3 separate regions of the Homo sapiens genome follow, and all the other regions are linked to region 2. Evidence: chromatin contacts called from ENCODE Hi-C or POLR2A ChIA-PET data. All regions are on one chromosome and are shown on one strand. The core of a region is the stretch at or near the end of the contact, and the rest is flanking DNA. Distances in the headings are between cores, read along the strand shown. Region 1 overlaps LRRC2 (leucine rich repeat containing 2). Region 2 holds the start of FYCO1 (FYVE and coiled-coil domain autophagy adaptor 1). Region 3 holds the start of CCDC12 (coiled-coil domain containing 12).

Region 1 (4,180 bases), core at 936-3,435, 540 kb after region 2:
TAAGGTGTAGCCAGGGTGAAAACCACTGCTCAAATCAAACTGGCTCACAAGGAAAGAATGAATAGTACATTGGTGTAGTGTGGGAAGTTAAAAAAGAACAGGTGTTAATCTGGCTGGCAATAATTTCAAGGAAGACATTTCAAGAGATGAACAAAGATACATATTAAATGGAGCACCTCTGATGACATTTCAGACAACTGTGAGCATGACTCATCCCATGGTGATGCTCTGATGCCCTGCCTTTTGACAGCTCCATGCTTAATACCCCATCTATCTTGCTGCCAACCACTGGATTCCCAAGCCAAGGTGGCAGGATGGCAAGGATCCCTGAGTCTAGGTCAACCACTGTGGCTTCTCAAATGTATAAGGACAGAACCTTTCTACTTGAAAAGGGTTGTTTGTTTGTTTGTTTTGAGACAGGGTCTCACCCTGTCACCCAGGCTGGAGTGATGGCTGGTGCCATCACCGCTCACTGCAGCCTCAACCTCCTGGGCTCAAGCGATCCTCCCACAGGCACACGCCATCATGCCTGGCTAATGTTTTACTTTTTGTAGAGATGGGGTTTTGCCATGTTGCCCGGGCTGGTCTCAAACTCCTAGGCTCAAGTGATCTGCCTGCCTCAGCCTCCCAAAGTGCTGGGATTCCAGGCATGAGCCACCGCCTCCAGCCTAAAAAGGGTTTTTAAAAGTAACTCAGTCCTCAGAAACTCTATCCAGTTATTTAAATATACCATGAGCTTGCCCAAAAATGACCTGCAAATAGTGAAATCTGGCTTCTAGCCCAGGCTCTGAAGAAGTTCCTTAGTGTAATATGTAAATGATAATGATTCAGTCAGTTAATGATTCAGTCAGTGGGTCTCTCCAATTTGCAAAATAAAGGGGCAGGAGGTAAATGACCCCTTACATGTCAAAAATGGTACTTTTCAGTCATAGAAATTCTAAGGTCCTTTCTACCTTTCCAGAAACTAGGCAAGGAAACAGAAGTACTTATCCTTGTTGGGTCTAAAATTTGATTTTACCCTGCTTAGAAGCTAATAAATTTTGCCTATTCCTGTTTCATGGATACCGACAGAAGACACGAGGCTCCTGGTCCAACACAGCATACTGATGTGAGTTGCACTTACAGCTAAGTTTACCAAGCGTGATGCAGATGGCCTGGATAGATGCTATGCACATATACATCACAGCTGAGAACCCTGAGCTTGGGGAACCCACCACTTTTACAGCAAGTGGTTAGCAAGGCTGCTCTTTGCCTGGGAGCAGGTGTCTCCTCATCCCTCAAGGTTAGTACATGCATATGCATCCCCAAGATCGGCCTGGGTAAGAGGGTGGTCAGAGCCTTGTAGTCTTGACACAGCCAGCAAGACATGTATGAACACCAGAGGCTCCACAAGCCACCTGTCCCACAGGGTCTTGGCTTCTGGTAAATTTTCACATAACTATGCGAAACCACTGGTCCCAGGGCACATGTGTAAGAATGGAGCTCCATGCAGCTCCAGACCTTCACTCCTTGCACCCCAGGAAAAAGAGAAGCAATAATGATCACTGTCATTTTCATTTTAAGATAACACAACTGAATAATGACTGAGAATTATAAAATTTTGATCCATCAAAAAGACATCAGGCTGGTTACTGTGGCTCATGCCTGTAATCCCAGCACTTTGGGAAGCCGAGGCAGGCAGAGCACCTGAGGTCAGGAGTTTGAGACCAGCCTGGTCAACATGGTGAAACCCCTTCTCTACTAAAAAAAAAAATACAAAATCAGCTGGTGGCACGTGACTGTAACCCTAGCTACTTGGGAGGCTGAGGCAGGAGAATCACTTGAACCAGGGAGGCAGAGGTTGCAGTGAGCCGAGATTGTGCCATTGCACTCCAGCTGGGGCAACAAGAGCGAAACTCCGTCTCAAGGAAAAGAAAAAAAAAGACAACATAAGCTAAACTAGATTTATCAATGGACTAATGTATAAGAGCAATACATTACATTTCTAATAAGCATACTGCACGTTTATAGGTTTAAAACAAAAAGAAAATAAACACAGAGTTCCTAAATAAAATATTGCTCACTCATGAAACTTCTGGTTTCTGAGCAATTGGCAAGTGTCCTGTGTGCTGAGTTATACAGGCGAGACGCCGACCTCACCACCCAAAGGGATGCTGCAAACAAGCAGCTCTGGGGAGCCTCCAAACGGCCCTGCCCAACCACTTCCTGGGGAAGCTGGAGAGGAAACACGGTGTCTGCACAGTGTCTGTCACCTGCCTGACAGCTGCCTGCTTAACACACCAGAGGCCCGAAGACCCCTGCTAAGTTGACATACCGATTTCTGCTGGAAGATGTGAGATTTGGTTTTTTGGCAGATCCAGAATTCTCATCGCTTGAAATAACTGAATATATGTAGGAATGATTTGAATCAAGGTATTGCTTATGTACCATTCTCTCAGGTGTGTCTGCTCCTTCAATGAATCTGGGAGCTCCTAAAATAGAAAGAATGACATCAATCAGAACTAGCTCCTCCGTGTGCACAAAGCCGTGTAAAACCAAGCATTTATTTTAAAACAGGAAGTGAGAAAGCAGACACGAGAGCATAAAACTTAACCACCAGCACTCCAGCCATTTCAAAAAGAAACCAAAGACACCGCAGTTGTCGTCAACTTCACAACAGTATATTAGCCCTATTTCAAAACTGCCGTGAATTCATGATGTTATTAAAATTAAATCCTAGTGAACACAAAAAACCAGACTCACACTTAGAGCCACAATGTGTATTATTTATTTGCAACATACCAACTTAACATCCCCTAAGGTCTGTCTATACATTCGATTTCAAAATTTGTGCTTCGTTTCCCTTTGTCTGTAGTTGCTTTTAGAAATACTTGATAAACCTCTAATATTTGCTGTACCACATTTCCAAATATTCTTAAGAGTCTATGAAAGGGAAAAAGCATGAGAAAGACAGTCAGCTGGGACACCTGAGTTCCGGCCCAGGCCCTGCCATTTTCCAGTCACGCCACCTCCCTGGGTCTCCACTGCTGAAATGACATTGATGAACTCAGTGTCCAAGGCCTCCCCTAGCTCAAGTGTTCTGGGATAAAACTGTAAAGGTGTCAAGCAAGAAGCGTTTAAAGACTTTAAGGAGGCTATTTGTCCAGCTGAAGAAATCTAATTCACCGAGAGTTACCGAGCCCCCATTGCAGGTGAGGGGTGCTCAGCACTGAGGGGTGGGGCAAAGACGAGACACACAGGTCCCCTGACCTCAGAAGCTGACCACAACGCACCATCAGCAAAGTGGCTGGAGCACAGGGTGGAGGTGGGATGAGGTGTGGAAAACTCCATGGCAGTTGAAGGGGAGGTGGAGGGAGCAATGGAGTCCATAGTGATCCTTCTTTTTTGTACTTGGTACTTGTAATGTGCTTTACAACCATTGCCCTCCTGTGTGTGGGTTAAGCTGTTAACTTGCAAAAGTGCTTTCACTCTAGTATTATCTCATGCAACAGTACCATAAGATAGGCAAAGTGGGCCGGGCACAGTGGCTCACGCCTGTAATCCCAGCAATTTGGGAGGCCAAGGCGGGTGAATCACCTGAGGTCAGGAGTTCGAGACCAGCCTGGCCAACATGGTGAAACCCCATCTCTACTAAAAATACAAAAATTAGCTAGGTGTGGTGGCGTGCACTTGTAATCCCAGCTACTTGGGAGGCTGAGGAAGGAGAATCGCTTGAACCCAGGAGGCGAAGGTTGTAGTGAGCCAAAATAGCACCACTGCACTCCAGCCTGGGTGACAGAGTGAGACTCCATCTCAAAAAAAAAAAAAAAAATTGATAGGCAAAGTGAGCCCCTTTGGAAGAGGAAAGCTGAAACCCCAAAGACATTTAAGTGAATCACTTACAGTAAGGATCCACTACTGAGTTTGCAGAGCCTAGTGCAAAATGAAAATGCAGGCACCTTGTTAAAAATTAAGAAGTTCAAGATGGTGAGCACAGAGCATTAAACCAAGCATAGGGCCCTGTGCCGCTGCTTCTGAAGCCAACTACCTAGTTACCACCTGCCCCCTTCTCGTGGCCCTGGCAAACTGTCCCGACACCTCTTGATCTGAATGGAACCCACACCACACCAGAGGGTTGCCTCCTGGAACTGAGACAAAATGAGTTGGGTCATCAGGGAGCTGACCACAGGCTCATAATCAC
Region 2 (4,177 bases), core at 1,071-3,570:
TCAGATAGAGGCTCTTATACCAATAAAGACTTCTTATTTTCTTGAAACTGGCATTGAGCTCACAAACAAAATACTGTTTATCTTTTGACTAAGACAAGAACATAGCAGTCATGACGTGAGCAGATGTTGCCCTGACCATAATGGACTCATCTGTGCTCACAAGTTGCCTCTGTAATCACAGGCACCAGTTAATGACCCTTACCTGCTGCCTAGGGCTGCTTGCAGTGAACGTGGTTCCTAAATCTAGGTGCCTACCAGTGATTTCCACCATAAGACCACAGCTAGACAACACACTTCCTCTGCCTCATGTTTAAAGACATTCTAGTCTTGAGTCACCAAAGCTGTGTCTTTGGAATCTTCAGTAAACAAAAGTTACCTATCAGCTAAACATCTCCCCTAAAGGGAAGCAGGGTGGGTGGGGGTGAGGGGGCTGCCATTTCTTGCGTACCTACTTTGTATTCTTGAGTCAGCAGTCCATAGCCTTGGTGACCAATATGGGTCAAAGCTACCAGCTGCTCTGATCTTGCTCTGTTATGGGTGATTCCTCTCATCACAAACATCTATGGGGGCCATCCCCCTCAAAAAGGACCAGGTTAAAAACTTGGCTCCTGAAATTATACTGGTGCTCCAAACCCAGCCCCAAGGGGCAAAGGTCATCGGAACAACAGCTAAAGGATCACTGCCTGAGACTGTTACCAATCTCTAAAGTAACTGCAAAAAAAAAAAAAAATCAAAGTAAAATATTAAGAATTGAGTATACGGATATTCACCATACAATCCTTTCAGTGATTCTGTATGTTTATTTTTCTAATAAAATATTAAAAACAATTTAAAAAGTAAATGAAGTGCTACACAAAGATAGTCACTTTGAACATAAACAGATAAACTCTATTTCCTAAAGCAAGAGCCTTTAGGAGAGATCCTATTAATCAAAGGAGGCTGAGATCCATCACTGTGACAATTAGCTCTTATTTTCAGGGTGATAATAACCACGGTGCACAACTAGTATGGGGCATTCAATGCTTTCAGAACAGTGGTTGTCACAGAAGGGAGGGTCAAGTGGAGCTCACTCAACAGGGGTCCACTTCAGAAGGTGGGAACTACTGAAAGCAGAAAACCTTGGCATGATAGCTCCAGCTCCCCACCCCTCCCCCACACCAGCCCCCAACACCCTCCAGCCGCATTAGGCAGATGGCAGGGGAATTAAGCTTGCAGCCTGAGACCACAAGGCCTGCACGGGCAGGAGAACCAGTGAGCAGATTAAGCCCTGGATCCTCTGCCCCGCAAAAGCCCCTGACCCATTTCTCTGTCGGGAAAGGAAACTGCTGTGGTAAGACAAGCAGAGGGGCTGAGAGGCTCTGGCCAACACAGGCAGTTTCAACAAGTGTTCTATTTTTTTTTCTGGAGAGGACACCCAATGGGAACAGTGAAGAGTGACAGGGACATCAGAGAATACATGTGCTTTAACAGGGGGCCACGCGGTTAACGTGTCAACCACATGTGCTTTTCTTACAAAAAATAAAATCCCGCCATCCTCCCCCCTCCCCGCCCCACCCCCGCCAGGTTTCAACAGCACGGACTCCAGTCCAGTGCAGTGCCGCCACACCAGAGACAACAGGTGTTTCGGGAAAAGACCCCTGGGGGCTAGCTCGAGACCCTGCGCATGGGCACAAGGGGCAGTGGATAGTGAATAGGTCTTGGCCAAAGGATGGGCCAGGAAGAAAGAAGCTTCTTCCCCTCCTGGGAAGAGGGCAGAGATCCGAGCACCAGCGGAGTCTTGCAAAGTGAAGGTCTGGGCTGTCCCGGCCCAACTGGGCCAGAGACTAAACTTCCTAAAGACCACGCAGGCAGGAACTCCGGGGCCTGCCCCATCCTGCGCTAAGACATTCAGGCTTGTTCTGAGACGCCGCATGGTGGGCTCCTTTCCTTTGCGGGCCCTCCGCCCTCCGGGGTCTTGGAACTGGTGTTTGGGGTCTGTCTTTCTAACCGACCAACAGAGGCAGGCTGGGTGCCTGGGCCGGCTTCCACCTGCCCGAGGTGCTTCCCGGCCCGCTGGGCAAGGACGGGGGCGCTCGGGCAGGGTCTGAGGGAGACCTGGGATGGGCGGGGACTGTAAGGGCAACAGGTGACAAGCCGCGCCCCGAGCGAAGCTCTCGCCTCAGGGATCGTGAGCGACCCAGGTGCCCCCAGAGTCCAGCCGGTCTTCCGCGGCACTTACGCGCTCGTGGGTCCACCGCCGGGCAGAACCGAAACTTTCTGGGGCCAAGCGGAAGAGGACGGGAACGCGGTGCTGACGGCCATGACGCGCACACCAAGAGGGTGGCGGGGGCGGACTACAACTCCCGGCGTGCTCCCCGGGGCTGAGGCCTGCAACTCCCATCGGACTCCCGGGGCTCCGACTACAACTCCCGGCGACTCCGCAGGGCGGGGTTTAAGTGCTCCCACCGCCCAGTCCCCGGACCGACTGTCCCACCCGCGACCCATGCTGGCCCCAGGTTAACGCCTGCAACCCCGGAGGGCCACAAATCAAAGGTCTGGCATCTTGACAACAACGCTGTTCTTGTGTGGCTAAGGAGCACTCCAAAGGTAGCTAGTTCGAGTTGAATCGTGCACGTGCTGTAAGTGTGAAATACACCTAGGTACCAAAGAGTCCGAAGAATGTTAACTAGCTCATTAATTTTTAGTGATTGCATGTTAAAATGATAATATTTTGATATATTGGGAAATAGAAAAACATGTATTGGTGGGCCTAATTTCCCATCTTTTAATCCCCCTTATTTCTTAATATCAGGGTCTTACTTAAAATTAGTGCTCAAAAACTACGTGTTTATGAACTACCACCCCTAACTTTGGCCCCATCCTCAGCCCAACTTCTATTTATAAGATGGGTGTTGCAAAGCACTGTGGAACTGAATACGATAGAACAAAATGCATTCAATCAGTGTCCGCTATGGGCACAGTAGAAAAGAGGAACACTACACGGGGACTTTGGCTTCTAACTGACTGCATTCCTTAGCTGTGGCTGGCTATCCTTTACTCTCTGCCCTAGTTCTCATCATTTAAGCCAGAAACAGCTCTCTCCCTTGTAGGACCTAGCTCGTGGTATCCAGTCAGGAACCGTGGTGGCCCAACATTCTAAACTGAGGAAGCAGGGTGTTGTCTGGGTACAATAATACAGAAAGAAAATCAATTTCTTAGTCGATTTTAGGCTATGACATCTCATTAGCCATCTAATTTTATAAATTAGATGTAGCTAAAACAGTGAGTTGGATGGATGGAGTAGTCAGTTTGGGGGTGGGGTTGGGAGGAGGTACATGAATAGAAGTGATTTCCACTCTTGTTAACAGAAAGGAGAACAGAAAGAAAACGGGGGGAGTGAGAAGATGACAAAGAGAAAAGTAATCAATGTAGTGGTCTAAGAGAAATCATTGCTCCAACCACTGTCTGAACAGCTTCATGCAATATTAAGGATGAGAGAGATTTTAATGTTGGTCATCTGGTCCAATATCCTTGTTTGAAACTGTGTGGGGAAAAAAAAACCTCCCTCAAACCGTATTTTTCCTCTACTCTTACACAACAGCAATCATCAACACAGGAGAATAATTTGGTGACCAGATGTGTGTGGGGTTTTCCCCACACACTGAGCAGTGGACCGCACCTGGGTGTCCTCCAATTCAATTCCGACACTATCTACCTGGAGTATCAGATCCCACAAGTGGAGGGCTCAGTCCCCAAGACTGCCTCCTCACCTTTAAACACCAGTTGTAAGTCTAGGCCTCCAGAATTTTGGAATGACTGGCTTCAAGTTGAGTTCCCACGACACCCTCTTTGGGTTCAGCTAATTTGCTAAAGTGGTTCATAGAACTCAGAGAAACACATTTACTGGTCTATTATAAAGGATACTGCAATGGATGCAGATAAAGAGACACGTAGGATGAGGTGTGGAGGAAGGGGCGTGGGGCTTCCATGCCTTCCCTGGATGCACCACTCTTCAGTAACCTCCACGTGTTCAGCTATCCCGAAGCTCCCCGAATCCAGTCCTCTTGGGCTTTTATGGAAGCTTCGTGATGTCAGCATTGCTTCCCCCAGGGTATAGGGGAGGACCCTCTCTTGGGAGGGTCTTAAGACCTATAATCAGAAAGGCGGGGGAAGCGGCTGGGCACGGTGGCTCACGCCT
Region 3 (4,274 bases), core at 13-2,512, 980 kb after region 2:
TCCCAATTTCTAAGGCCCACCCTTAGTTAGAAATAAATCTTTTCTTTTTTTTTTTTTTTTTTTTTTGAGACGGAGTCTCGCTCTGTCGCCCAGGCTGGAGTGCAGTGGCAGGATCTCGGCTCACTGCAAGCTCCGCCTCCTGGGTTGACGCCATTCTCCTGCCTCAGCTTCCCAAGTAGCTGGGACCACAGGCACCCGCCACCACGCCCGGCTAATTTTTTTGTATTTTTAGTAGAGACAGAGTTTCACCGTGTTAGCCAGGATGGTCTCGATCTCCTAACCTCGTGATCCGCCCACCTCGGCCTCCCAAAGTACTGGGCGCGTGAGCCACCGCGCCCGGCTAAATCTTTTATTTTCGATTTTTTTTTTTTTTTTTTTTTTGAGACGGAGTCTCGCTCTGTTGCCCAGGCTGGAGTACAGTGGCGAGATCTCGGCTCACTACAACCTCTGCCTCCCAGGCTCAAGCGGTTCTCCTGCCATAGCCTCCCGAGAAGCTGGGATTACAGGCGCGCACCACCACGCCCGGCTAATTTTTGTATTTTTAGTAGAGGCGGGGTTTCACCATGTTACCCAGCCTGGTCTCGAACTACTAACCTCAAGTGATCCGCCTGCCTCGGCCTCCCAAAGCACTGGGATTACAGGCGTGAGCCACCGTGCCCGGCCTCTTTTTGATTTTTGCACGAAACGACTCCGGCTGTATACCCACTGCTGTCACTTGCTGCCCTGTCCAAGGAGTGCTGCCGGACTGGGGAGTCTGTCTGACTCAGAATCGAAGGCGGGGGTTAAAGACCAGCTAGGCCATAGAGGAACGGAACAAATCACGCCTAACCCAACAAGCATCTGAACCTACAGGCAGCCCTAGATACCTACACGAGCAACACCCGGGAAGCAGGAGTCAGATGGACTGCGGGTCGCTGACCACTGCCTTGCCCACCCCCGCGCATGCGCGACGACCGCACCAGCGCCAGAGGAGTCCCACGCCAAGCAGCCCCAGACATCGTGGGAGGGCGCCGTCTTCTCGCGCATGCGTTAGCGCCCGCGCATGCGCGCCCTCGGCAGCTGTCTTTCCTTATTAGCCCTTTGCTCTCCTCAAGCGCGACCCGGACCCCGAACGCTGGACGCCTCAACTGCGACCCTCACTCCACACTTCTCACCTTGCGCCCGGTTTTCTCCCGTAGGGCCTTCAGCCGTTCCTTTCGCCGCAACGCCTCTTCCTCTAGCCGGCCCACACCAGCCGTAGTTGCCTCCATCTTGCCCGCGTACGCCCCTCCTTTTCTCCCGTCTTGCATCGCGCAGGCCTAAGGAGAGTGGATAAATGTCTCGCGGCCAATCCAAGGACGAGAATGAGAGACTGGGAGGTCCTGAAAGCCAATCAATGCGGGGTTATTATGGGCGAGCCCTCCCCGCCTTGCCCCGCCCCGCCCCGCCCCGCCCTTATTCTTCCGGACAACTTGCCTAGTGGGTGGGGAGCCAGCAAAAAAAAAAAAGAAAAAAAAAAAAGCTAAGGCTCGATTTATCCAACGCTGATCAGTGAAAGAGCAGCAAGTGGAATTCAGACCTGAGAGAAGGAGAAAAGAGTGCGTCGATCGCTCCGGTTTTGCCCAAGTACTAACCACACTAATCACTCCATGCTGGCCTCTTGGAATGCCCTGACTCATCCTTGTCCACTTGACCTGACAAGGCTCGAATGCCTTCAAGAAACCTTCCCTGGGCCGGGCGCGGTGGCTCACGCCTGTAATCCCAGCACTTTGGGAGGCCGAGGAGGGCGGACCACGAGGTCAGGAGATGGAGACCATCCTGGCCAACATGGTGAAACTCCATCTCTACTAAAAATACAAAAATTAACTGGGCGTGGTGGCGCGTGCCTGTAATCCCAGCTACTCGGGAGGCTGAGGCAGGAGAATCGCTTGAACCAGAGAGGCGGAGGTTGCAGTGAGCCGAGATCGTGCCACTGCACTCCAGCCTGGCAGCAGAGCAAGACTCCGTCTCAAAAAAAAAAAAAAAAAAAAAAAAGCCTTCCCTGATCCTCCACTTCGATCCCACCCTAATACAAGGTATGACTTACACCTCTGCAGCTGTCAGTGGCTCCCCGGACTCACCTGACAAGCGCCCCTAAGCCCCTCTGTGACCACTCTCAGCTCAGACAAAGCCTGCACAGTGAGGGGGACCTGACTGTATGGCTGTTTCCCTCTGGACTCAAAGATGATCCCCTCTCATTCCCATCCCCTCCTGGAGCAGCAAAGTCCTCAGGGTCAAGTTACCTTTCCCGGGGAAGAGCAAACCCCAACCTGGGTCCAGTGGGCCTCAAGTACTGCCCCCAATCCCCAGCTTAGAAAGACTTGGGGTGGCCTCGACTGCAAGTCGCCACAAGATTCATGGCTACCCAGCAGAAGCTGCCAGAGTCTTCTTTCCTGCATGAACTAGAGTGTCCTGATAACCGCGAGACCACTTAGGCTGAAGTCAAGATATTCTTTCAGTATGTGGGGGTCCCCAAAGCCACACCCCCTCTCACTTGGGAATAGGAGACCATGCCGCCCCCTCTCCACCTCCACTGCCAGGGGACAACTAGCCTCTTAGGCTGTTCCCTCCCTGAGTCTTCCCTTCCCAAGCTGGCTACAGGTGGACATCCACTCTTCCCCTTCCAACTCCCTTCAGAGGCCCATGGGCCACAGACTGCAGATCTAGCCCTCCCTTCACTAACCCTCTTGTCCTCACTAACCTGGGTCTGTCTAAGCCTTCTTCCCTGTAGTGGATGGGTTGCTCTGCCAAGGCCTGGCATGCAGTTTGGAGGTGCTCAGGAAACCTCAGCTCAGAGCTATGATGGATGAAGCAGGACAAAAGGCCAGAGGTGAACCAAGAAGCTGGGAGAACAAAACAGGACAGGGTCTCTGTTGTCTTGGCCAACCAAGGTCTAGGAGTCTCCAGACTGGTCAACTCCTGGAACGAGTAGCACCCCTCTGGGCCCAGAAAACTTCTCCCCAGCCCCAACAAAGAGCCTGATCCCTGCCCAACACCAGGGGTTGGGTCCCTGCCACCATCACCCCGTGCCCCTTTCCCCGTGTCCAGACTGTGAGGTAAGGGGATGGGGAAGGGGGCACGGGGTGATGGTGGCAGGGACCCAAAAAAGAGTCAGTCAAGCCTGGGTCCCTGCCCCTGCTGCCCAAGTGGTCCTCATTTGGTCAACTTGGGCCTCAGTTTCTCCATCTGTAAAACAGAGCCGGCCGGGTGCGGTGGCTCATGCCTATAATCCCAGCACTTTGGGAGGTCGAGGCGGGTGGATCATGAAGTCAGGAAATCCAGACCATCCTGGCTAACACGGTGGAACCCCGTCTCTACTAAAAATACAAAAAATTAGCTGGGCCTGGTGACACGCGCCTGTAGTCCCAGCTACTCAGGAGGCTGAGGCAGGAGAATCACTTGAACCCAGGAGGCGGAGATTGCAGTGAGCCGAGATCGAGTCACTGCACTCCAGCCTGGGCGACAGAGTGAGACTCTGTCTCAAAAACAAACAAAAAACAGAGCCATGAGGCACCCACCTGTTGAGGTTAAAGAAACAACATATGTGAAGCAAGTTCTGGGCCCTGGAGTTGGGGAATGGGGGGAGCCCCTCCACTGGAGCGTTTGGGAAGGCTTCCTGGAGGAGGGAGGGGGACCCGTGGCAACGGTCTAAGCCTCTCTGGGATCTGGGAGGGCACCGCGGCCCCGAAGGTATTTCAGGCTAGTCCTGCTACTCTCTAACTTCCCGCCATCACACTCCACAAACAGCTAGAGCTCAAAAGTTGCGTTTCGGTCTTCCCATAAAGCGACAGAGTAGCACCTGGCATTTGATAAGCGCTACAAGGGGTCGTCATGGTGGTGGTGGAGATTATTGTTGAAGGACCCTCGCCACCTCCACGCGGCCCGCCGCCCCTTCCCTGAATGGCGGCAAATGCAGTCAGGCGAGCAGCGTCCTGGGCGGATTCAGACCCTGGGGAAGTCTGGAATTCCTCACCCCGACCCTCGTCCCGGAGGCTCAGGCTGGCCCTTCCAATGGCACTGGTGGGGCAGGGCAGCGGGGCACCCTCCCGGGCCGCCCGGCCCATAGGCCCCTCCTCCTGCCAGGCTCTCCGCCCTTTACATGGTCCCAGGAGAGGCGGGGCGGCGGTGACTGCAGCGAAGTGCAGGAAGCTGGGCGGCGGCCGGCAGTGAGGAGGAGGAGCGAGCAGACTTGGGTGGCTCTGCGCCGCGGAGGCCACAGCCGCAGACTTCCCCAGTAGTACCGCGCCGCTCCGCCC

The links. Hi-C counts contacts between places; a loop is a spot of excess contacts on that map. ChIA-PET counts read pairs that join two places held with the same protein, here RNA polymerase II (POLR2A). Pooled maps may share reads with other maps.
Region 1: a loop to region 2 is called in a pooled map, with 15 times the contacts of the local background. The contact joins the enhancer-like site here to the promoter of FYCO1 in region 2. A Hi-C loop is called at or near these places in 2 of 37 single-sample maps with no recorded cell type and 9 of 50 pooled maps. POLR2A ChIA-PET finds 5 or more read pairs at or near these places in 1 of 52 experiments (CD4-positive, alpha-beta T cell).
Region 3: a loop to region 2 is called in a map of naive thymus-derived CD4-positive, alpha-beta T cell, with 7 times the contacts of the local background. The contact joins the promoter of CCDC12 here to the promoter of FYCO1 in region 2. A Hi-C loop is called at or near these places in 1 of 168 maps with a recorded cell type or tissue (naive thymus-derived CD4-positive, alpha-beta T cell) and 6 of 50 pooled maps. POLR2A ChIA-PET finds 5 or more read pairs at or near these places in 2 of 52 experiments (Caco-2 and activated CD4-positive, alpha-beta T cell).

Annotation. Positions count from the first base shown.
Region 1 is chr3:46,536,731-46,540,910 of GRCh38, forward strand. It overlaps LRRC2 (leucine rich repeat containing 2), which reads right to left. Exons shown (of 9, transcript NM_024512.5): 4 at 2,315-2,471. Among named protein-coding and RNA genes, the nearest start is that of LRRC2-AS1, 19 kb to the right of the region's middle. RefSeq lists an enhancer at 2,332-2,391. Within about 2 kb of position 2,186, at least 16 of the 41 ENCODE cell types and tissues checked have a DNase peak (open chromatin) inside an H3K27ac peak, as active enhancers do; they include CD4-positive, alpha-beta T cell, where a contact is called at or near this core.
Region 2 is chr3:45,993,504-45,997,680 of GRCh38, forward strand. It overlaps FYCO1 (FYVE and coiled-coil domain autophagy adaptor 1), which reads right to left and starts at 2,321. Exons shown (of 18, transcript NM_024513.4): 1 at 2,219-2,321. LOC105377063 (a long non-coding RNA gene) reads left to right here and starts at 2,400. Exons shown (of 3, transcript XR_940799.3): 1 at 2,400-2,586. RefSeq lists enhancers at 1-74, 2,120-2,619, 2,120-2,169, 2,190-2,349.
Region 3 is chr3:46,975,483-46,979,756 of GRCh38, forward strand. CCDC12 (coiled-coil domain containing 12) reads right to left here and starts at 1,263. Exons shown (of 7, transcript NM_001277074.2): 1 at 1,155-1,263. The coding sequence starts at 1,250. It overlaps NBEAL2 (neurobeachin like 2), which reads left to right and starts at 4,184. Exons shown (of 54, transcript NM_015175.3): 1 at 4,184-4,274. RefSeq lists enhancers at 1-449, 450-1,151, 976-1,285, 1,855-2,555 and silencers at 1,376-1,515, 3,911-4,100, 4,201-4,274.